Linked DNA regions of Homo sapiens: regions 1 and 3 are each linked to region 2. Evidence: chromatin loops called from intact Hi-C (ENCODE). Cell type or tissue: K562. All regions are shown on one strand.

What was found. Hi-C counts contacts between places; a loop is a spot of excess contacts. Peaks named below come from ENCODE experiments on the same cell type or tissue, not always from the same donor. Only the 100,000 strongest peaks of a DNase experiment are listed, where the experiment ranks them.
Region 1: it touches region 2 in a loop (8-fold over the local background); 20 of 110 quality-filtered maps call a loop at or near these places.
Region 3: a loop joins it to region 2, with 5 times the contacts of the local background. A loop is called at or near these places in 6 of 110 quality-filtered maps.

The regions. Positions count from the first base shown.
Region 1 is chr2:32,550,425-32,558,424 of GRCh38, forward strand. The region is part of intron 65 of BIRC6 (baculoviral IAP repeat containing 6); the gene reads left to right. It overlaps BIRC6-AS2 (BIRC6 antisense RNA 2), which reads right to left. Exons shown (of 2, transcript NR_125793.1): 2 at 7,096-7,448. Among named protein-coding and RNA genes, the nearest start is that of BIRC6-AS2, 20 kb to the right of the region's middle. In K562, a CTCF peak has its summit at 3,610 (motif pointing right); a DNase peak (open chromatin) is centred at 3,607.
Region 2 is chr2:32,769,060-32,777,059 of GRCh38, forward strand. The region is part of intron 13 of TTC27 (tetratricopeptide repeat domain 27); the gene reads left to right. Among named protein-coding and RNA genes, the nearest start is that of LINC00486, 52 kb to the right of the region's middle. In K562, a CTCF peak has its summit at 3,745 (motif pointing right); a DNase peak (open chromatin) is centred at 3,782.
Region 3 is chr2:33,391,754-33,399,753 of GRCh38, forward strand. It overlaps LTBP1 (latent transforming growth factor beta binding protein 1), which reads left to right. Exons shown (of 34, transcript NM_206943.4): 33 at 5,380-5,529; 34 at 6,611-7,756. The coding sequence ends at 6,792. Among named protein-coding and RNA genes, the nearest start is that of MIR4430, 23 kb to the right of the region's middle. In K562, a CTCF peak has its summit at 4,096 (motif pointing left); a DNase peak (open chromatin) is centred at 4,088.

The DNA.
Region 1 (8,000 bases), 220 kb before region 2:
TCATGGAAGTATTAGATTGATTTTTTTGTTTGTTTAGATTGACCTGTTTGATACATCAGACTGGTCTTTTTTAAAAAGTAGATGTCAAATGCATAATTTTTTTTTATTAAAATGTTTGAGACTATACATTTTAATTTTAGATTATATAGAACAATTGAATAGGGTGCGATAGGTTTCTTTTTATCTCACTTCTCTATTATTAAACTATTATTTTCTTAATCCTTATACTGTGAAGATATGACCTACCAAAAATTTTAAATTTCTGTTTTGGTCTGAAATTGACTCTCTTATAACACTGAGCTTTTATCTTTATGGTTCATTGTCAAAAAGGAAATCCAGGATTATTTACATAATATTTACAGTAATTGTTGTTCATGTAAGTGCACTTCCTGGGAAGGTGTGTATGTTAAACTGATTTTTGGTAAATGTATGGAATTGCAGAGACTTAGATATTATACCTTGGAACTGTTTTAGAAATTTAATGTGACAGATCGAAGTTTGACCTTTCTTTTATGATGTATTATTTTCCTGGAAAAAAGAAATTTCTTTCATCAGGCTTTAGATGTTCTTGAATTTGGTAACTTGTCCAGTGGTTAATTCTAATTGATATATTTGGATGTGGTAACAAATACTTATTTTGAGATAATACCTTATATTAAGATAAAATGATGTAACTTATAGTCAGTAGGTTAAACGGTAGCATGCCTCCTAAATGATATTAAATATGGATTGTTTTCAGGAAAACACAGCTTAATATAAGTATATAAGTACATATATAATTAAGTAAACATAAATATAAATATATAAATATATAATTAGTTATCAGTTTTGGTTAGAATAGTAATAATTTTTTAAGTGGCTACTATTTATTTATTTGAGACAGGGTTTCCCTCTGTCACCCATGCTGGAATGCAGTGGCACGATCTTGGCTTACTGCAACCTCCACCTCTCAGGTTCAAGCAATTCTCCTGCCTCAGCCTCCTGAGTAGGTGGGATTACAGACATACAGCAGCATGCCCGGCTAATTTTTGTATTTTTGGTAGAGATGGGGTTTCACCATGTTAGCCAGGCTGGTCTCAAATCCTGGCCCCATGTGATCTGCCCACCTTGGCCTCCAAAAGTGCTGGAATTAGAGACCTGAGCCAACACACCCTGCCTTAAGTGGCATTTAAAAACCTGAACAAATTATCTAGCCAGAGTCTTCCTTAGACTTAGTAAAATTTCTATTTTGGAAAATTAGTCTAAAGTTTATTTTCCAATTTTTTCATTTGCGTATATAGTATTATTTTTGGCAATGTGGGAGTTGAGGTAATGTGATAGGATCCACTCCACCATTTTTTACTACATTTAGTTGTCATGTCCTTTTCTTCTGTAATCTGGAAGAGTTCCTAGCCTATCTTTATCTTTCATAATACTGATATTTTTACAGAATGTAACCATTTATTTTATAGAATATTCTACAGATTGGTTTGTAAGTGTGAGAGTAGTCCTCATAATTTTGCCTGAGACATTGTATTCAAGGGATGATTTGCTTATATTGCTAGCAGATGATATAAAAAAACGCAGGCCTAACATAATAGCCTTTTCTGAGAACTTTAGTAAAATAATGCACATTTTCTTTCTATAACATGTTTTTAAATGATTGGTGAGCAAGACAAGAAAATATAGGAACACACTAGTTTATGCCTTCCTTTCAGTGCAGAGATTGGTCTGCCATTAATTTTAAATGTCAATTGTGGTTTCTTATTACTGTCCCACACCCTTTTTGCCCTTATTTTTTGGCTACAGGTATACGTTAGATACTTTGTAATCTTTAAACTTTAATGTTTAATGACTGTTAAAGATTGAGATGAATACCAGAGTCTGCTCCTCATTTTAATAAAACCTTCAAGTTCTCATATTAATGAGTTTACTATGTAGCTGGTTAGCTAAGTCTGTTTTATTTCAATAGAAGTTTAAAAACTGGCCTGAACATATTAAATGATAATACTAAGCTGACCATAAGGATCAACAATAATTGCACATAAAATTGATCTTCAGTTTTAGTTCTGAACATCTTTGCATCAAAGGTAAAAAGAGAATATTGTTAGTTGTAAAATTATTACCAGAATAGAGGGAGCATATAAGCTCCTTAGAGGAAAGGACAACCTTTTTTCCATTACTAACTTGTCACAATTCTGTAACTGAGACACCGATCCTATTCTCCAGAGGTAGGCACTGATTATGTTTAGTGATTTAATCATTAAGTATATTGTATTTAGTCATTAAATAATTGCGTAAGAACTTTTTACTTGCATGAGAGGTGGAGGTTGCAGTAAGCCAAGATCGTGCCACTGCATTCCAGCATGGGTGACAGAGGGAAACCCTGTCTCAAATAAATAAATAGTAGCCACTTAAAAAATTATTACTATTCTAACCAAAACTGATAACTAATTATATATTTATATATTTATATTTATGTTTACTTAATTATATATGTACTTATATGCTTATATTAAGCTGTGTTTTCCTGAAAACAATCCATATTTAATATCATTTAGGAGGCATGCTACCGTTTAACCTACTGACTATAAGTTACATCATTTTATCTCTACTAAAAAAAAAAAACAAACAAAAAACAAAATTAGCCAGATGTGGTGGCACATGCCTGTAATCCCAGCTACTTGGGAGGCTGAGGCAGGAGAATCGCTTGAACCCAGGAGGGGGAGGTTGCGGTGAGCCGAGATGGCACCACTGCACTCCAGCCTGGGTGACAAGAGTGAAACTCTGTCTCAAAAAAAAAAAAAAAAAAAAAAAAAAAAAAAAAAAAAGATAAATTCCTGATATTTCATCTTTTTGAATTTACTGTTTCTAGCAAAAGATTTTTGTGACTAACAGTAGTTTTCCTACTCTTTTGACCTCTTTTTGTAGATCTTAAAATGGGTGGAGAGGAAAATTTAGATACGTAAATGAATGGAGACTTATTTTTTTATTTTATTTTTGAGACAGAGTCTCATTCTGTCGCCCAGGCTGGAGTGCAGTGATATGATCTTGGCTCACAGCAACCTCCGCCTCTCGGGTTCAAGCAGTTCTCATGCCTCAGCCACCCGAGTAGCTGGGACTGCAGGCACCCGCCACCCACCCTGCTAATTTTTTTTGTATTTTGAGTAAAGACAGGGTTTCACCACGTTGGCCAGGCCGGTCTCGAACTCCTGACCTCAAGTGATCCGCTCACCTCGGCCTCCCAAAGTGGTGGGATTACAGACAGGCATGAGCCACAACCCAGCCTGTAAATGAATGGAGACTTTAAAAAAAAGCGTTTGGTGGCATTACAGCAGAAACATAAATCTTCATATTTAGGCTAAATTAATCAGATTTATCAAAGGTTAACATTATGGTTCCAGTTACTCAAAATAGTAAGTTTGATGCTTTAATAATTTGTTTCTTATTGCTTACTAAAATAAAGACATCTGTTAGTGTTCTAGATAGGAAAATATATTATTTGTTCATTTTAATTTCTTTCTCAACATTTTCACTTCCACTTTTCATAAGAAATGGTATTCTGAAAGTTGCGTTTTGTAGGCCACAATCATTTTTTCTCTAGCCCTTGTATAGTATGGAGTTACCCCTCTGGCCACTAGATGGAGATCCTGTTTCATTTTAAGAAGTATTTGGTAATATTCACATGTTAATGTTAACAGGCAGAATGTTACTTTAGAGACCCTCACCTATTTTAGAAAATAGTATGTTCCTTTTTTGAGAAGAGAGCATATTAAGTCTCAGCACACATTAAATTATTTGCCATTAACTTAGTGGGGTATGCTACAAATTCTTATTGAAATAAATCTTTACCTTTTTAATAGTGGTCTTATTATATGGGGATGAATATTCTTTCAGATTATCAAGGGAAATTGCTGTTATCTGGGTTAATCTGACAATTCACAGATTAGAAAAGAACAAATGAAATCTAGAGAAATGTATTCAGTTGCTCAAGTTTAACTGGTTAGTAACGTGGTGATTATTAAACTCACTTATTTTCAAGTTGAAAAGCAAGATATAAATGGATTTTGTCATTATGAAAAATAAAAATGAGTAAGTGATGTGTTAGAGTAAGGTAGACATGAGAGAGCAGGCACAGGACTTCATTGGGAAAATTATAAAGTATCTACTGAATTGGCTGGTTATCTTAGTTAAATGATGTTATATACTAGGATTAAAATTTTTAATTTCCCTAATATTGGTTTGACAGTTTTATAACAAACTATAATGTGTCAAAACCCATTACTGCATTTTGATATACCATCTGATTTTTCTCACAGTGTATTTTGTATGTTTAAAGCTCTTTTTTTTTTACTTTATGTTACCTTTGGATATGTTTCTTTAAGAGTAGGTATTTAATTTCATAAGTATACTGTTTGAGAATAAGGTTAATTCTGTTGTCACGACAAATATCTTAATTTAAATATGACCATATTTATTAAATTTGAATTACTTAGTAGTTACATCAAAGTAAATGTGCAGTTGGAAACCTAGCCATCTTGCTAGGTCTCAGGGCTCTCCAAATTAAAAAGGACATAGAAATTGTATTAGTGCTCTTACAGGAAAAGATAAGGTTTGATACCAATAGAAAATACATAATTTTTATTATTTATAAAAATACTTTATTTTGTTGATATACACTGCCTGAGAAACAAATAATGAAAAATTGTCGAGCTGTCGTAACATGATACTTAACTGTATATCCTTATTTATAGTTTTCATGGTAATAGTTCATATGAAACTGTCAAATTATGCCATTTCTTTGTACTGTTTTAATAAAGAGTCTGGGAGCTGTGGTGGTGGTTCATGCCTGTAATCCCTTTGGGAGGCCAAGATGAGAGGATTGCTTATGCCCACGAGTTTGAGATCAGCCTTGGCAACACAGTGAGACTTCATCTCTATTAAAAACTAAAATAGGCCGGGTGAAGTGGCTCAAGCCTATAATCCCAGCACTTTGGGAGGCCGACCCGGGCAGATCATGAGGTCGGGACATCGAGCCCAGCCTGACCAACACGGTGAAACCCCGTCTCTACTAAAAATACAAAAATAGCCGGGTGTGGTGGCGCATGCCTGTAATCCCAGCTACTCAGGAGGCTGAGGCAGGAGAATCGCTTGAAACCCCAGAGGCCGAGGTTGCAGTGAGCCACAACACTCCAGCCTGGGCGACAGAGCAAGACTCCATCTCAAAAAAATAAAAAAATAAAAATAAAATAATCTATCAGATTATTCTACTAATTAGAGTAGCAGGCCAGGTGTGGTGGCTCACATCTGCAATCCCAGCACTTTGGGAGGCTGAAGCGTGAGGATCACCAGCCTGGGCAACTTAGACCCTGTCTCTACAAAAGAACAAAAAATCAACACTCGCCTGTAGTCCCAACTACTCGGGAAGTGGGATCCCAGGAGGGCGAGGCTGCAGTGAGCCGTGATCATACCACTACACTCCAGCCTGGGTGTCAGAGTAGACCCTATCTCAAAAAAAAAAAAAAAAAAAGGTAGAGTAACCTGCCACTTTATTTTTAGCCCAAAGTATATTTTAATAGTATTTTAATATGGCTCTAGTTTTTGTGACAGTTAGCTGAGCAGTACCAATAAAAATTAAAACACTTGCCTATGTTTAATGTATTTATTTCTATATATGGTCACTAGCAAGGCATGTTGATAGCGACTCAGAGTATCTATAACGTAAGTGCTTATCAACAAATGTTAATTCCTTTTATTTAGAGTTTTCATTTTTGTCAAGGGCATCCAATGTGGAAATGACTTTGGTATAGAATATATGACTCTGTGTTAAATAATTATGACTGGTAAGTTTTATAAGGGGAGGACAGGTTGCTTAAATTAAAATTTAGATGGGTTTTGAATTGCTTTGATTTGTACAGATTTGTAAAGTTAAAGTATTAGTTCACATCTCAGACACTTCAGGGATACCATTCTTGACTACCCAGCGTAGTCCTTTCTCTCCTATGAGCTGCTCACGTACCTAATCCTTATATTGTCACCTTTCACACTGTAGTCCAGCTATTAAGAAAAGCTTAATCAGATTTCCACATAACTACCTACCAGATTAGCCATAACTCTCCATTTCTTCTATGAAACATCCCAGTTAAGAGTGAGCTGTGTTTGTTTCCAGATTTGTTTATGCCAGTTGTATTTCCGCTATATAATTGTTTTGCAAACTAGATGTTTTTATGGTAAATCATGAAATGCTTTAAAAAAGTCCTACAGGCCAGGCTCGGTGGCTCAAGCCTGTAATCCCAGCTCTTTGAGAGGCCGAGGTGGGTGGATCACCTGAGGTCAGGAGTTCGAGCCCGGCCTGGCCAACATAGCAAAACTAAAAATACAAAAATTAGCCGGGTGTGGTGGACGGGCACCTGTAGTCCCAGCTACTTGGGAGGTTGAGGCACAAGAATTGCTTGAAGCCGGGAGGCAGAGGTTGCAGTGAGTCAAGAACGAGCCACTGCATTCCAACCTAAGTGACAGAGCAAGACTCCATCTCAAAAAACAAAAAGAAAGAAAGAGTTACTCCAGTTTACTTAGAGAATATATTAAAATGTTAACAATGGTAGTTTTATTTTGTATTACCCACATTTATCAGAGAAATAATGTCAATATTTTATTGAAACAAGAAAGTTTCTTTTCTATGTAGTCTTTATTTTTCTATGTGGCCTTATCTTTACAACTGCTTAACTACCAAAAGTCACGCTAAGGCTCATTTCTTTGGAGTTACTAAAATATAATTTCCAAAGACAGTTTTTAAAATATTCAGTGTTCATTAATGCTAACTAAAACTTCATTTTTCTAAACATTTTCATAGTCTTCTTTCCTATACTGACTAAATTTCCCTTTCCTGTATTCAGTAGATTACTAGAGGCTTAAGGAAAACACAAACCTAAATGCAGTTTTATTTTAATTAATGTGTATTTTATATGTACTCTTAGAAAAATGGTTGTAGCATTTTTGCTGTTGTGTCTTGTATACGTTACTAAATCTTGTATGTTTTGGAGTAGTCCATCTTCAGTGTCCATATTCATTGCTTTGTCCTGTTTTTTTCCTCTGTGTAAAGTTAAAATTTACCTGTTTGCTTTGTTATAATTTTATTCCTCAAACTGGAAGCATCATATAGTAATTGCTCTTAGAGCAAGGGAGTTACCCTGGGATGTATGTCTTAATATTCTGGAGGTGTGCTTTTAAAGGATAGTTTCTAAATCTTTCTTGTTAGAGCCAGGTTTTGCCCTGAATGCAGTCCCTTGAACGAGACCTTCAGAGTGTGGTATGGATGTAGACCAAAACAATCACTAAGAGGTTAAGTACTGTTCCAGCTATACCTAACATAGTCAAGATAGATTCTTCTTTTTCTTCTCTTCTTGCTTCTTAACATCTTCTGCTGTAGTGATGACAGAAGTACCAGTTTTCCCAGAAAATGTCTTCATCTAGAGAAAAAGAGAATGATTGTGAAGCAAATTGCTAGAAAATGTATTTATTACAAATACTAGTACATACTAGAAAATTGCTAGAAAATACTAGTAAATACTAGAAAATTGCTAGAAAAGAAATACTAGCTAGTAAATACTAGAAAATGTATTTACTAGCAGAGAGCTAGTAAATGTATTTATTATACATGTTGCATTTCTTGCGTAGTTTTTCAGTGTGCAGTCCTACTTTAGTCTGTTAACGTGTTGGAAAATGATAGTAAATGAGTGTATTTTAATAGAATTTAAAATCTGTTGTTTTTAACATTTGGGCTGAAGAGCCGAAAATATAATGAAAATGTAGAAGTTAGATTCTGCCATTTACGTATTCTGTATTTACTTAGATACTTAAAAATTTTTACGTATCTAACTAGGCTGATGTATTTAATGTGAACTGCAATTTATATACAAAAAACTACACATACTTAGTGTATACAATTCGGTAAGTTTAGAACATCAACTCCTTTTTAAAGCAACTCTTTTGGGGAGCAGTTGAGCAGAATAGGGATTTAA
Region 2 (8,000 bases):
TTTCTGTGGAAGTTACTTGAAACCATGAAAGTGAGTTCTTCACAGAAAACTGTGTTGGAAGAGAATAACAGGCAATGTCCTGAGCTTTGGGCATCTCCTGAAGTTGGAAGAAGATAGGATAAATGGCACCAGTGAAACAGGACTCAAAGTACATCAGAGTCTTGGTCAGAGGGATAGAAGGAAACCCCAGCAAGGGGTTCATGGCACCTAAAACAAGAGCAAATGTCAGCGAGTTATGTCACATGTAGTGATAAAGTGCAGAGGGCTATGAAGAGGTCATTGGATTTGGAGCTCACTGATGACATTCAAAAACAGATTCAGGAGAGTAAAGGGTGAGTGATAGATGAAGAAATGGAGATAGAATCTATAGACTGTTCCTTTTAGGAGCACGTCAGAGAGATGAGAGACAAATGTAGAGTGTTGTACTCAGAGGGGCAGAAAAGTCAGGTAAAACATTTCAAGATACTGGAGACCTTTACATGGAGGAAGGCAGAAATGAAAGACTCCTGTGGATAAAGGAGAGATTGAATATTGTAAGGAGAGAGGGGAGATAAATAGGGAATATCATTCTAGGGGAGAGTGGAATGAGGAGAAGAGATGAAGATATTAGCTTTGGAAATAAGGAATAGTATTAAAAATGAGACTGGAAAATGAGAACATTAACATTATAATAGCTATTTCTATTCATTAAGCATCTATATTCTAAGCTCTTATGTAAGTATGAACTCTTTGTAAACCATTGAGGTATTGAGGGGGATACAGGAGAATTGTGTTAAGACACAGACTCCTGCCCTCCAGGGGTTTATATAGGTTAAATGGAGAGAGGAGGCATGAATAGCATTGTGTGTAGCCAAGGAATTGAGTGAATAGGCAACATGCTTTGGGTGCCTGGCAATGCTTTTGGGTGGCCTTGTAAATAAGGATGTGAATGGTCAGAAAAAGCCTGATGGAAGTGAATATTGGTGTGAACTACCAGGAATGGTTGGGATTTGGATAGGTGGAAAAAATTGGGAAAATATGTTTCAAGGAAGGAGACTAGCGGATGTAAAAACCAACCCTGCAGAGAGCAGTTTCTTGGTAACTATCAGTTTTGGTGGTTTATATTTTATTCAGTTATAATAATGAGAATAGCAACTAATGCTGAGTATTTACTCAGTGCCAGGTACTGTTCTAGAAGCATTTTCCATATATTTTTAATTCTCTGCAGTCACTGAGTTACTTATTGTTTTTACCCTACTTTCATAAATGAAGAAATAGAGGGTTAAGTAATTTGTACTAGATTTTACAGTTTATGAGGGATGGGGCTGGGATTTCAACCTGAGCTTTCTGATTCCAGAGCTCTTGCTCTTAACCTCTTCACAGTTTTGCCCTCGAGGATATCATAGTATGCTAGGACGTAATGGCAGATTTGGTTGAGGTCAAGTTATAAAAAGCCCTGAATACCAGTCTGTCAGGTTTGAACTTTTTTCATCCTTTAATGAAGAGCCATCGGGGCTTTCATCAGAAGCAAAGTGAGAATGTAAGATTGATGTTTGGGAACCATCCAGCACATGTTAGGGAGTGACTCTCTTTGAGACCAGGGATTTAACTGAGCCGACCTTTCCAAGGCCATTGCTATACATAAGACCAGACTTCTATGATACAGTACTCTGACATTTTAATCATCTTAGCGGTTTGTACATGCTGCTCTTCCTTGATTTAACTTTTTCTTTCATTTTAGCTTTTGAAAGGATAAAATATTTTTATTTGAAATGGATTTATATCGTTTCTGTTTTGAACTTATGTTATTTGTGGTGGGAAGACTTGAGGATGTTGGAACTCACATTCCAATAGGGAGGATAGGATGAACATATGTGAATAATATGTACGGAAAAAAGACATTCTTTCCTTTTTATTTTTCCCTTCTAATATTGGTAAGCAGTACAGAATGAAAGTCTTAAGGTGTAACTTGCATAACTGCCAAGAAATGTGAGTACTGTGATAACATCTGGGCTGTAGGTGTGACTGATGCATAGTGGGGAGGCCGAAAGCTTTGCTACCATAGACCTGATTCTGAATTCTGGTAATCCCGAGGAAGATAACAAAGGCAAATCTCTTCATCTTTCTGAGCTTTTAAATAATGGAGTTTATAATCTCTACCTGGATTTGCTGCTGAGAAAATTAGAGCCAGTATATGTTAGGTGTCTAACATATTTCCTGGCCCATAGTAAGTTCGCAATAATAGATGTTACGTAGTCGTTCTTTTCTTTTCTGCCTGTTGCACTGTAGAAAAACCATTGTTGCCCCATTATCTGTAGCCTAAAATTAGGGAGATATATCTAACAGGAGAATCTCACATGCAGATGACATATAAACACCTGTGTTACTTTGCATTGTGAATTATTTGAAAAGACTCAGCAAATATAAAGACCAGTGGTAACCAAATCTAGCACAAGAATTAAGAGAAGGGCATTCAGTAATTAATAACCTCTAGTAAAAGAAAAAGTATGTATAAAATTTAGTTGATCCTTTAGTTTAAGGGAAGACACTGAAATAGAAGAAATTATTCCTTTGGAGAGATCAGGAAGCTGGTAGGTTAAGATTTATATTTCCTCATGGAAGGAGAACTTAGAATTTAGTAAATGAGAAACTTGGCTATGAAGGAGTTGGCAGTGCACATGAGGAAAAAAATGAGCATCAAGCATCACTTTAGGAAAAGCTACTATCAGACACCATTGATGTCACTCTTGGATTTCACTTCGGTCATTTCCTGTTTAATGATACCACATTCAACAACTCATCTGTGTTTGGGGTCACAGAAATCAGGCAGGGGTACAGAAAGAGTGGAGAGTGTGGTATGGCTTTAGGATTAGATTATTCTACATTAACCTTTATTATATGTGACAGAAAAATTCAAAACAGTTGATCATATGAGGGAAATTAGCCAAAAGTTTGAATACTGATTATCAATGATGTGGAAACTTTCAAGAGGAAGGGAGTTTGAGTAGTAGGTTCATAAGTGGTACCCATTGCAGATGTGTCTTAAATACCCTTGTAAAAATTAACTTTTTAATTATAAAAGTTATCTATGCCAGTTGTCTAGTGGTGCTTAGTTTTTGCTAGCCCTCAGGGTAGCAAACTTTAATTTTTATTTTAATTATTAAGGTTTAATAAGTATTACAGTCACTGTCTTCAGCACACATATTTCACACTTGGGTTGAGGAACCATTGTGTGGCTTTAAGCCAGTTATTTCCTTTGTAAGCATCATTTTCCTCTAGATCTCTTTTGAACTGATTTCTAAGGTCTCTAATTGAATTGATTCCCTTCCAGTTCTTCAAACCTGCTAATTCTAAATACCGGACGATCCCTGACTTACAATAGTTCCACTTAATAACTTTTTGACTTTATGATGGTGCAAAAATGATACATTTTCAGTAGAAACTATGCTTAGAGTAACCATACATCTATTCTGTTGATAACTTTCAGTATAGTAGTCAATAAATTCCATGAGACACTCCACACTTTTTAAAAAATAAAATCGGCTTTGTGCTACATGATTTTCTCTATCTGTAGTCTAATGTAAGTGTTCTGAGCATGTTTAAGGTATGCTAGGTGAAGCTATTAGGTTCAGCAGATCAAGTGAATTTAATGTATTTTTGACTTAACAATATTTTCAATTTATGATGGATTTATCAGAACATAACCCTATAAGTTGAAGTGCTTCTATATTCCATTCTATTGTCAATGTCCTTATTTTGCCACTAGATGGCAATTGTGTACCTTCGAACCCAGTCCCCTCTGGGTTTTCAGAATCTGGGGCATCTGGAGAACTCAGGAATTTTAGCCTAGTCCACCCCTGCTTATTTCACACTTGGGGAACTGAGACTCATAGGTTAAGTGACATAGCCAGGGTCGTAACAGTTACTCAGAGCCACTTGAATCCCAGTCGTCTTTCTCCTCTATCACACTCTAGGGGACTTTGTGAGGGAAATTCAAAGAAACCATGCTCTCAACCTTTTGAGTTCTTTGTGAATTATTTTTAAAATAATTTAAAGCCATTGGTTAAGTACAGGTATTATCACATTCAAAATAAACAGTTGGCCTGCTTTTGTGTTTCTCTATTGGCTCCCTGAGACAGAAACGCTAGACAGTCAGCTTTGAAAGGTTATTGGCTGCATACAGCCAGCTTGCCTTCACGATTTGCCCTGGAAATAAGCTCTGCAGAAATCTCAACCAGGGCCTCTCTATCAGGTGATTATCTCCCTCCATTCTTGCCCCATCCTGTGGCCACCCATTTTTCTATGTTTTCTTTTGTCCACCTGACTAGCCCAATCAAGAGAGCGTTTGTGGGGGAAGAGATATGCTCCTGGTTCTTAAAGAATTATCTTTTGGGTTTTCCCAGCACATGTTAACTGCCCTGTTTCCCCCTCTCTCTTTATTGGTGACAAGGATGGTATTGCCATAAATCATGGCTTGTGTATAGGCAGAATGGTGTTGTCGGAGGCAGAGAGGACGTGGTCTTTGGAGTCACACTGACTGTGTCGAACCTCTCCTCTGTCTGTGACTGACTCTGACTCTTTGTCGCCTCTCTTAGGAGAGTGAGATTGACCACCTTGCAGGGTGGGTGTGAGGAACGCATGAGTAATGTGTGGAAAGCTCATGGTGTCAGTGCTTGGCACACATAGCAGATGCTCATTAAGAGCTAATTATTTTGGTTGTTATTGTAAAGAGAGGAACAGGAGTAACTATAATATATGAAAGAAGCTCAAGGGAGGATCTCAGCCAAAGGAGCTAGTTTTTTATTGGAGAAAGAAGGGAAGGATGCAAGGTATTCCAGGGCCTATGTCAGTGTTTTAGAGAAATAGTGTAACTGTGTTAATAATGGTAGCCACTAGCCATGTGTGACAATGGACACTTGAAATGTGACTAGTTGAAATTGATCCATGCTGTGTTGAATTCACATCAAATTTCACAAATTTGTGTTGAATTCACATCTTTGAATTCACATCAAAGACTTGGTGTGAAAAAGTGGATATAAAATGTCTCAATAACTTTGTATAGTAATAATATATTGAAGGAATCGCATATTGGATATGTAGAGTTAAATAAAATGTTATTAAAATAAATTTCACCCTTCCTTTTACTTTTTTTTTTTTTTTTGAGACAGAGTCTCATTTTTTAGCCCAGGCCAGAGTGCAGTGGCGTGATTGTGGCTCACTGCAACCTCCACCTCCCGGTTCAAGTGATTCTCCCACCTCAGTCTCCCGAGTAGCTGGGATTACAGACGCATGCCTGCTCATTTCTTTTGTATCTTTAGTAGAGACAGGGTTTTACCATTTTGGCCAGGCTGGTCTTGAACTCCTGACCTCAAGTGATCTGCCCACCTCAGCCTCCCAAAGTGCAGGGATTACAGGCATGGACCACCTTCCTTTGACTTTTTGAAATGTAGAAAATATAATGAGGCTACTAGCATGATACTTTTATGTGATAGCACTGGACGAGAAGATAGAGATTTTTGTACCCAAACATATACAACTATGTTCTGAGGAATCGAGAGAGGTTTTTTTTGAAGCTTCTTTTGATTTTGTTTTTCTTTTATGATGTTCTGTTCTTAAGAGTATGACTATTCTGAACTGAGATGCCAGTCACTATTGGTAATAGCAGTTTAAGTAATAGTTTAAAAAGAAAAAAGTAAAAGAGGCACCAAATATTGTCTGTAGTCCCCCAAATTCTGAAGACCTCAAAAAAGAAAAGCCATTGGATGATTTCAAAGAACACCACTGTGTGCAAAGCTCATTTCCCTTCTTGTTGTCAGTAGATAAAACCTAGCAGTTAACGATCCTAGGATTTTTCCTTCCAATGCAAAGTATTAAAACACTGCAAAAATAACCAAGAGTAAAAGGAAAAGAGAACCATAATACTTAATGTTAAATTAAGTCATCTGTCTGATTTTCATTAAATTTGTTTTGGTTTTAAAGACATTGGTTACAAACCATTCAGTAGTTTTAAAAATTAAAAATAAAAGATAACCTCATCACCAGTCTGTTTTAGAGCTAGAAGGTAATTGCTAATTTTGGACATTTGCAACCCTTGTAAATCTTCTTAGATGGATTTAAAAATGAAGTTTTTATTTAGATTTTGAATTTACATGTGTTTTTGTTTGTTTGTTTGTTTTTGAGACGGAGTCTCGCTCTGTCACCCGGGCTGGAGTGCAGTGGCGCCATCTCAGCTCACTGCAAGCTCCACCTCCTGGGTTCACGCCATTCTCCTGCCTCAGCCTCCCGAGTACCTGGGACTACAGGCGCCCACCACCACGCCCGGCTAATTTTTTTGTATTTTTAGTAGAGATGGGGTTTCACCGTGTTAGCCAGGATGGTCTCGATCTCCTGACCTCGTGATCCACCTGCCTCGGCCTCCCAAAGTGCTGGGATTACAGGTGTGAGCCACTTTGCCCGGCCACACATGTGGTTCTTATAACAACACATGGGAAATAGTATCTGTTCTTTGCTGATGCAGAAAACAAGCAGAGCACATGCATTTTGAGGACCTTGAGGTCAGTTCTCATTGTTCTTGATTTAGTCTCAAAATAAGAATCCCTTATTCCAAGTAAACTTGGTATCATAATTCTTTGTATCTAAGATGCCATCGGTTGTAAGAAGTACCTTTAAGTACCACTTTGTATAGAAAAAAAAATGTTGCCAATAAAACTGATAAGCTATTGGTTTTTCAGATGCATCTCTATTTCAGAAATGTTAAATGGTGGGGAAAAAAGTACACTTTAACATTGATGAAATATAATACACAGATTTTGAAACTTTTTACTTGGTTGGAGTTTAGAGAGCTTGTTTTACATGTTAGCATCAGACTTTAGGTTCTCTCAGAATGTATCATGTTCAGCAAGTGTGGTTTGGTGCATTGAAGCTCTTTTCATTTAATTTTATTAAAAAACAGATGAAAGCAAAGTGGTGAGCTCATTTTTAGGTTGTTGAAAGTTCCATGATTCAAAAAAGTGAACTTCTAACTTTTAGTTTCAACCTAGTACCTCTGCTTCTGCCCCCTCCCAGTAGACATATATCCATCCTCTTTTCAGTCATTACCTGTCCCTCTAACAAAATCTGTTCTCCATAAAGGCTCCTGATAACAGTTATTTATAGCCTCCTGTGAATTCATGGCAAAGCGTTAAATGGCCCAAGTCTGCTTGCTTTCTAAGCTTTATCTCTAATTACTGGCTAAAAATCTTTATCTGCTTAAAGAACTTTCAGGCCTCTGCTAGCCACATGGAACAAGTTTTGTGGGAATGGCTGAAGGAGGAGTGATGTAGAGGCAGCCTCCTACTCTGCCTCTATGGAAGGCTGTGGATAGAGAACAGAGTACCTCATTTTCTTTCCTAACCTAAACTGTCCAAGTAAATCTGACAGCTGGCTCAGTGCCTTTCTGGAAGTCAGTAAGAAAGGAGACTTCGATCTGCTTATAAAGTTGCCTTTGCTGACTGTTGGAAGGAAAACAACTCATAATAGCTGCATTTCTGACTAATTCCATTGAATTTTTGTTAGTTTTTTGTGTTTTTGTTTTTGTTTTGTTTTGTTTGAGATGGAGTCTCACTGTGTTGCCCAGGCTGGAGTGCAGTGGTGCAATCTCAGGTCACTGCAGCCTCCACCTCCTAGGTTCAAGCGATTCTCCTGCCTCAGCTTCCCGAGTAGCTGGGATTACAGGTGCACACCGTCATGTCCGGCTAATTTTTGTATTTTTAGTTGAGACGGGGGCTTCACCATGTTGGTCAGGCTGGTTTTGAACTCCTGACCTCAAGTGATCCGCCCACCTCGGCCTCCCAAAGTGCCGGGATTACAGGTGTGAGCCACCACACCCAGCCGAATTTTTGTTAGTTTTATCTCCCTTTTGACAGAGGCTATTGAATTTTAAGGAAATATTATGATGTACAGATTTTTTTTTGTAATCTGAATAGCTACTTCCTATTTTATCTGTTTTCTAAATCTCAGTGTTTACACATCTAATTGGCTTA
Region 3 (8,000 bases), 620 kb after region 2:
GTCTGGCTTATGTACCTTCTTTTTAATGCTGGCATTGCTTTAAAGCTCTTTTTTTTAATTAACTACACATGTTAAGAAATAAACATGTTGGTGTCACATCAATCTCTTATTTAGCAACATAGGAAATTGAGATGCAGTTCCAAGACCTCCAGCTTGGACGATGTAATGGCCTTTACATTTCTTACAAGTTGCAGAGAAATATTTCCCCCTTCCCAGCCAGTTTTCTGACCTCCAGCAAGGGCTTTTGGAGCCTGCTGCAAAAATGATTGTGTTGGGTAGATAGTAACATAGACGGAGGCTGAGTGAGGTTTCTTATCGCCTTTATGGTTCACCATCTCTGTTACCTTTAGGGAGAGCAGTACTTCTAAAACTGGAATTTGCTTGAGCAGAGAATAGGCAAACATTTGCCCTTTATAAGGGCCAGGTAGTATTTTTTTTTTTTCTTTTTTGAGACAGAGTCTTCCTCTCTTGCATAGGCTGGAGTGCAACGGTGCAATCTTGGCTCACTGCAACCTCCACTTCCTGGGTTCAAGTGATTGTCCTGCCTCAGCCTCCTGAGTAGCCCTGGGATTATAGGCATGCACCACCATGCCCGACTAATTTTTGCATTTTTAGTAGAGATGGAGTTTCACCACGTTGGCCAGGGTGGTCTTGAACTCCTAACCTTGTGATCCACCTGCCTTGGCCTTCCAAAGTGCTGGGATTAAAGGTGTGAGACACCGCACCGAGCCCAGATGGTAAAATTTGTAGGCTTTGCAGGTCATGTGGTTTCTGTTGTAGGTATTCAACTCTACTGTAGTTTCACAAAAGCAGCCCTAGATAGCACAGCAGCAAATGGGCGTGGCTGGGTTTATTTACAAAAATAGGTAGCAGGCCAGATTTGGACCAGAGACTGTAGTGTCCTGACCTGTTTTAGAGTCCTGCAGAAGTATTTTGGGGAGCCTGCCTGATGTGTGGGGAGTTTCAAGTTTTACTTTTTATGTTTTAATTTCTGTAATAATAAAAAAGGTATTAGATATGAAGTAGAAATCATTTTGCTGTGATACATGGGATCTGAAAATATTGTCGTAGATTAAGTCTTTATTTTGTGTGTTTCTTAACTGGCTTTGAGTATGTGGTGTCACTTTTTTTTTTTTTTAAATTGGGGTCTCACTATATTGCCCAGGCTGGTCTTCACCCCATGAGCTGAGGAGATTCTCCTGCCTCAGCCTCCTGAGTAGCTGGGACTCTTGTTCTCCTTTAAAGTTTTAAAATGGGCCTGCCATGGATGTATTACTCAATTTTTTTTTTATGGTACAAATTTTTTTAACTTTTAGGTTCAGGGGTACATATAAAGGTTTGTTACATAGGCAACATGTCATGGGGGTTAGTGGTACAGATTATTACATCACCTAGGTGTGAAGCCCAGTACCCAATAGTTATTACCTTTTCTGCTTCCCTCCTCCCACCCTCCACTAGTGTCTGTTGTTTCCTTCTTCTTCTTTTTTTTTTTTTTTTTTTTTTTTTGTGGTATTTGGTTATATGAGTAAGTTCTTTTTTTAAATTTTTTAAATTATACTTTAAGTTTTAGGGTACATGTGCACAACGTGCAGTTTTGTTACATATGTATACATGTGTCATGTCGGTGTGCTGCACCCATTAACTCATCATTTACATTAGGTATATCTCCTAAAGCTATCCCTCCCCCCTCCCCCAACCCCGCGAAAGGCCCTGGTGTGTGATGTTCCCCATCCTGTGTCCAAGTGTTCTCATTGTTCAATTCCCACCTATGAGTGAGAACATGCGGTGTTTGGTTTTCTGTCCTTGCAATAGTTTGCTGAGAATGATGGTTTTCAGCTTCATCCATGTCCCTACAAAGGACATGAACTCATCATTTTTTATGGCTGCATAGCATTCCATGGTGTATATGTGCCACATTTTCTTAATCCAGTCTATTATTGATGGACATTTGGGTTGGTTCCAAGTCTTTGCTATTGTGAATAGTGCCACAGTAAGCATACATGTGCATGTGTCTTTATAGCAGCATGATTTATAAACCTTTGGGTATATACCCAGTAATGGGATGACTGGGTCAAATGGTATTTCTAGTTCTAGATCCTTGAGGAATCGCCACACTGTCTTCCACAATGGTTGAACTAGTTTACAGTCCCACCAACAGTGTAAAAGTGTTCCTATTTCTCCACATCCTCTCCAGCACCTGTTGTTTCCTGACTTTTTAATGATCGCCATTGTAATTGGTGTGAGATGGTATCTCATTGTGGTTTTGATTTGCATTCCTCTGATGGCCAGTGATGATGAGCATTTTTTCATGTGTCTTTTGGCTGCATAAATGTCTTCTTTTGAGAAGTGTCTGTTCATATCCTTCTCCCACTTTTTGATGGGGTTGTTTGATTTTTTTTCTTGTAAATTTGTCTAAGTTCTTTGTAGATTCTGGATATTAGCCCTTTTGTCAGATGGGTAGATTGTAAAAATTTTCTCCCATTCTGTAGGTTGCCTGTTCACTCTGATGGTAGTTTCTTTTGCTATGCAGAAGCTTTTTAGTCTAATTAGATCCCATTTGTCAATTTTGGTTTTTGTTGCCATTGCTCTTGGTGTTTTAGACATGAAGTCCTTGCCCCTGCCTATGTCCTGAATGGTATTGCCTAGGTTTTATTCTAGGGTTTTTATGGTTTTAGGTCTAACATGTAAGTCTTTAATCCATCTTGAATTAATTTTTGTATAATTTTGTAAGGAAGGGATCCAGTTTCAGCTTTCTACATATGGCTAGCCAGTTTTCCCAGCACCATAGCACCATTTATTAAATAGGAAATCCTTTCCCCATTTCTTGTTTTTGTCAGATTTGTCAAAGATCAGATGGTTGTAGATGTGTGGTATTATTTCTGAGGGCTCTGTTCCGTTCCATTGGTCTGTATCTGTGTTTTGGTACGAGCATCATGCTGTTTTGGTTACTGTAGCCTTGTAGTATAGTTTGAAGTCAGGTAGCATGATGCCTCCAGCTTTGTTCTTTTGGCTTAGGATTGTCTTGGCAATGCAGGCTCTTTTTTGGTTCCATATGAACTTTAAAGTAGTTTTTTCCAATTCCGTGAAGAAAGTCATTGCTGTTTCCTTCTTTGTATTCATAAGTTCTTATCATTTAGCTGCCACTTACAAGTGAGAACATGTGGTATTTGGTATTCTGTTCCTGCGTTAGTTTGCTAAGGATGATAGGCCTCCAGCTCCATCCATGTTCCTGCAAAAGACATTATCTCATTCTTTTTTATGGCTGCCTAGTATTCCATGGTGTATATGTACCATATTTTCTTTTTTATCCCCCAAACTTATGCCAAATCTCATTTAATCTTTACAAGGTAGAAAAGTGTTCATTCATTACAAAATACTTCTACTGAGTGCAGACATTGTGTTCAATGTTGGGTATGCCATTCTACATAGCATCGTTTCTCTATTTTTAAATGAGGAACCTGGTTTCAACAAAATCAAGTGACTTGGCCAGGGTCACAGGCATGAGCAGAAGACCGAGTTCCTCTGATTCAAATCCCATGGTTCATTTCCACAAAATAAACCTATAACTGAGTGGGGCTTTAGAGATCCTAAAATTCAGTGCTTTTACTTCATACGTGAGAAAAATAAGCTTTCTGCCCAAGTTTACAAGGTACACATAGGGAAATGGGAATGGGAACTCAAGTCCCCCAATACCAGTGTATTGTTCTTACCCAAACAGATAATTTAAGATTCACTTATTGTATATTTTTCGGTCATCTCTAAAACCCACTTTCTTCTCTGAAGGGCATGCTCTAAAGTTTCTTCTTCACCTATCTCCCCTCAGGGCACCTAATCTTAGAATGTAAGAGAAACTCTGACCAAATTTGTCTTCATGTTGACCTCAGGCACTTTAGTCATTGTTGAAACTTCTTTTTTGTTGTAGTTAAGAGAAGTAACAAGTAAGTCTTTATTTCCTTGTTTAGAAAAAAAAAAAAAAAGCTGGCTAAGTTGGTTGCTTTTTGGTGATCAAGGAGACCAAACTCCATATCCTTGTCCAATTCCTCCAAGTTAGACCTTATTGCCCTCCATAAGCAATGATATTTTGCTGCCTGCTGCCCCCTGCAGTTCCACTGGAGAATTACTTCAAAGGCCAGATAGAAAGTTCTAGCCATATATTTTTTTTTTTTTTGAAGCTACTTTGTGGTACTATTGGGAAGAGACAGGAGATGAGAGGCCACATGACAGTGTGTTGGGTCACTGTGGATTTATGTTTAGAACTTTCCTCTGCAAAATGAGAGCTAAACACTCTTGATGCCTGGCTAAATTGTTTTTACATCACAAAAACTCTAAAGTCTAGCTCTGACTTGGTTTCAAGAGATCTAAACTATAAAAAGAGCCAAACAAGAGTTTCTTTGTTTCCTTAAAAAAAAACTTTTGGTTCTGTTTTTTTTTGGTGTGTGTGTGTGTTTTGTTTTGTTTTGTTTTTTGGTTTTTTGTCTTTTGTTTTTTTGACAGAGTCCTGCTCTGTTGCTCAGGCTGGACAGTGGCCGTGATCTCAGCACACTGCATCCTCCACCTCTCAGGCTCAAGCGATTCTTCTGCCTCAGCCTCCCAAGTAGCTGGGATTACAGGTGTCCACCACCACGCCCGGCTAATTTTCTGTATTTTTAGTAGAGACAGGGTTTCACCATGTTGGCCACGCTGGTCTTGAACTCCTGGCCTCAGGCGATCTGCCCGCCTCAGCCTCCCAAAGTGCTGGGATTATAGGCATGAGCCCAGACTTTGGGTTTTCTAAACACAAGTATGATGTTCTTTCTCATTCATCAGGATGTTTTGAGGCCCTTTTACTGAATTTTTCCTTTGATCCCCTGGGAGCCCTTTTGTAAGGCTCATTCCGTAGCCAGAGCAAACAAACACATGGCAGAGCCAGCCTGCTTCTCTCTGGTCTTACAAACGCCGGCTGAAAACGTATTGCCTCACACTCTTACGGACCTTCTTAGCAAATGCTTACTAGACTCCGATAGTGAATTCTGTTGGTTCTGTTCTGAGAGTCTGACACTTGCCCTACTGCAAACTCACGAAGTTTGGAACTTTGGATGAACACTTTTAATAATTAAGAGCAAAAACAAAAACCATACTTGCTTTCTCGTTTTATGTGATTTTAACATAGAATATCAGAATTCAAAATGAGGCTACTCTGCACAAAATATACAAGTTTTTTATTTTTATGCTATTTTACACAGCAACATTCAGTATTTCTAATGCTAACTTTAAGATGTCTGAAATATGTATGGACATATATGTGTCTATTTGGAAAATGAACCATCATCTAAATATCATTTACAAAATGATATAGGAAGTTGAGAAGCTCTAACTTAGCTTCTGCCCTTTCCTTTCCAGGTTTTCTAAATAGCTTTGAGGAGTTACAGGCTGAGGAATGCGGCATCCTCAATGGATGTGAAAATGGTCGCTGTGTGAGGGTCCAGGAAGGTTACACCTGCGATTGCTTTGATGGGTATCACTTGGATACGGCCAAGATGACCTGTGTCGGTAAGAATGACGTGTGTTTTATGGGACATTAATTTTTTCCTGACACCCCGTATCTCAGTCAGTAGAGAACATTTAAGATAGATTTGCTGAGTTTCAGTTTGAGAAGATGAGAAAAGTTCTGGAGATGTACATTAAGTACAGTATGAATATACTTAATGCCACTGGACTATATACTTAAAAATGGTTAAAATGGTAAATATGTTCTGTGTATTTTACCACAATTCTTTTTTTTTTTTTTTTTTGAGATGGAGTTTTACTCTTGTCGCCCAGGCTGGAGTGCAGTGGGGTGATCTTGACTCACTGCAACTTCTGCCTCCCAGGTTCAAGCAATGCTCCTGCCTCAGCCTCCTGAGTAGCTGGGACTACAGGCACCCGCCACCACACCCGGCTAATTTTTTTTTTTTTTTTTTTTTGTATTTTTAGTAGAGACGGGATTTCACCGTGTTAGCCAGGATGGTTTCAATCTCCTGACCTCGTGATCCGCCCACCTTGGCCTCCCAAAGTGCTGGGATTACAGGCGTGAGCCACCACGCCTGGCCTCTTCTCCATCTTGAAGCAGTCCTTTTGCCCACTTTGCTTTTGTTAGTTTTAATCCATGGTGTGTCTGTAAAATAGGTAACCTAGCTTCTTAACAGATGTTTCAAGTGAGTGAGAGCCTAAATGGGTCTCATGTAGAAGGAGGTCTGTGAATGTTATGGAAGGCTTTAGACAGGCTGTATGGAGAGGCCTCTGCGTAGGTATCTGGTTCCTCTTGACAAATCTAGCAGTTCCTCCATACCTATGGGAAGGAATTTGGAAGTAATATAGTTCCTCCAACTTCCTTGAGGTTCTACTAGAAAATGTCAAGCTCACAAAATGCTCATGTTTTGCTAGATAACAGTGAAAGAAGTTCTAGAACCTCCCTGATAATCTGCCTCTTTAAGATCTCAAAAAAGTCATCTTCGTCTTGTCTGTGACTGAAGCAATGACGAGAAAGCTTCCTTGGGGTGGTCGGGGGAAGGGCCTCAGGTAAGCCTCAGGTTATGTGTCCTCACAGAATAATATCCAAGATTGTTTACCTGCATGGCTTGACTTATTGCAGATGTAAATGAATGCGATGAGTTGAACAACCGGATGTCTCTCTGCAAGAATGCCAAGTGCATTAACACCGATGGTTCCTACAAGTGTTTGTGTCTGCCAGGCTACGTGCCTTCTGACAAGCCAAACTACTGCACTCCGTTGAATACCGCCTTGAATTTAGAGAAAGACAGTGACCTGGAGTGAAACAGAATCTACATAACCTAAGCCCATATACTCTGCACTGTGTAAAGGAAAAGGGAGAAATGTATTATACTTGAGACATTGCACCTACCCCGGAAGGCTGGAAATACAGAAACAGCATGGAATTGCAAGTCCTCTGAAGACAATGAGAGGATTTAGGATGAGCCCGATAGGTGTGGCAGACCAAATGGACATTTCTCTAAAAAACCAGTATATATAGTCTGTTCATATGTAAAATTCAATGGAAGAGAGGTGGAACAGTGCTGTTATTTTAAACAGAAGGTTGTATTATTATGTTGTTTTGTTTTTTTACTATTGCTTGATTAAATTTGGCATTTAAATAGTGGTGGAAATATTTTATATAATTTTCATTTTTTGGTTGTGCAGTTCCTTGGCTACTGTTTTTCTTTTACTTCAGTTTTTTAAAAATCTCAAATGAAAAAGTCTTCGATACAATATTGTTAAGCTGTATTATAAGTATTGTTACACAGGGTTATGCAATTCCCGGCCTGGAGCATTTTTGAAATTCAAATTGTCTGTCCTGTGGAGCAGGCAGTGATTTTGTTCCAAAACTTTGTATACACATTTGGAGAAAAGTACTTTATATTTTCAGTGTTTTGTCTGATTTTAATGTCCGTTCTTAGCCAAGCTGCTAGCAGGTGTTAATTGGATCCCTTTCCTTCACTGAAATGGAAGAGTTTATAAGCTTACGTTAGTATTGTAATATGTAAAGTAAGCCCAACAAAAATTTTTAAAAATTTGATGATCCCCAATATATCTACCATTGTATGTTAAATAAATCACCATTTTTGTAGAAAAAATTCTACCTGAGAGTAATTGTCAATGAGTACATGTGTATAAGTTGTATCCCACTCTCCCCACTTTTATCTTTTCCAGTGGTCTTCTGTTAATGTAGTGTCTTTTACAAGTTAATCATTAAATTTGTTAGATCTTGTTATGGGCTAAATTGTTTCCCCTAACATTCATATGTGGGAATTTTAACCTCTGATACTTCAGAAAGTGACTAGATTTGGAGATCGGATCTTTAATGAGGTAATTAAGGATAATGAGGTCATTGGAATGGCCCTAATCCAGTATGACTGCTGTCCTTGTGTCACCCATAGAAGGTGTCTGAGTTACCGGTGACGAATCCATATAGGTCTGCAGCAACCTCAGTTCTTGCCTCCTCAGAAGAATTTGACTGAGGGGTA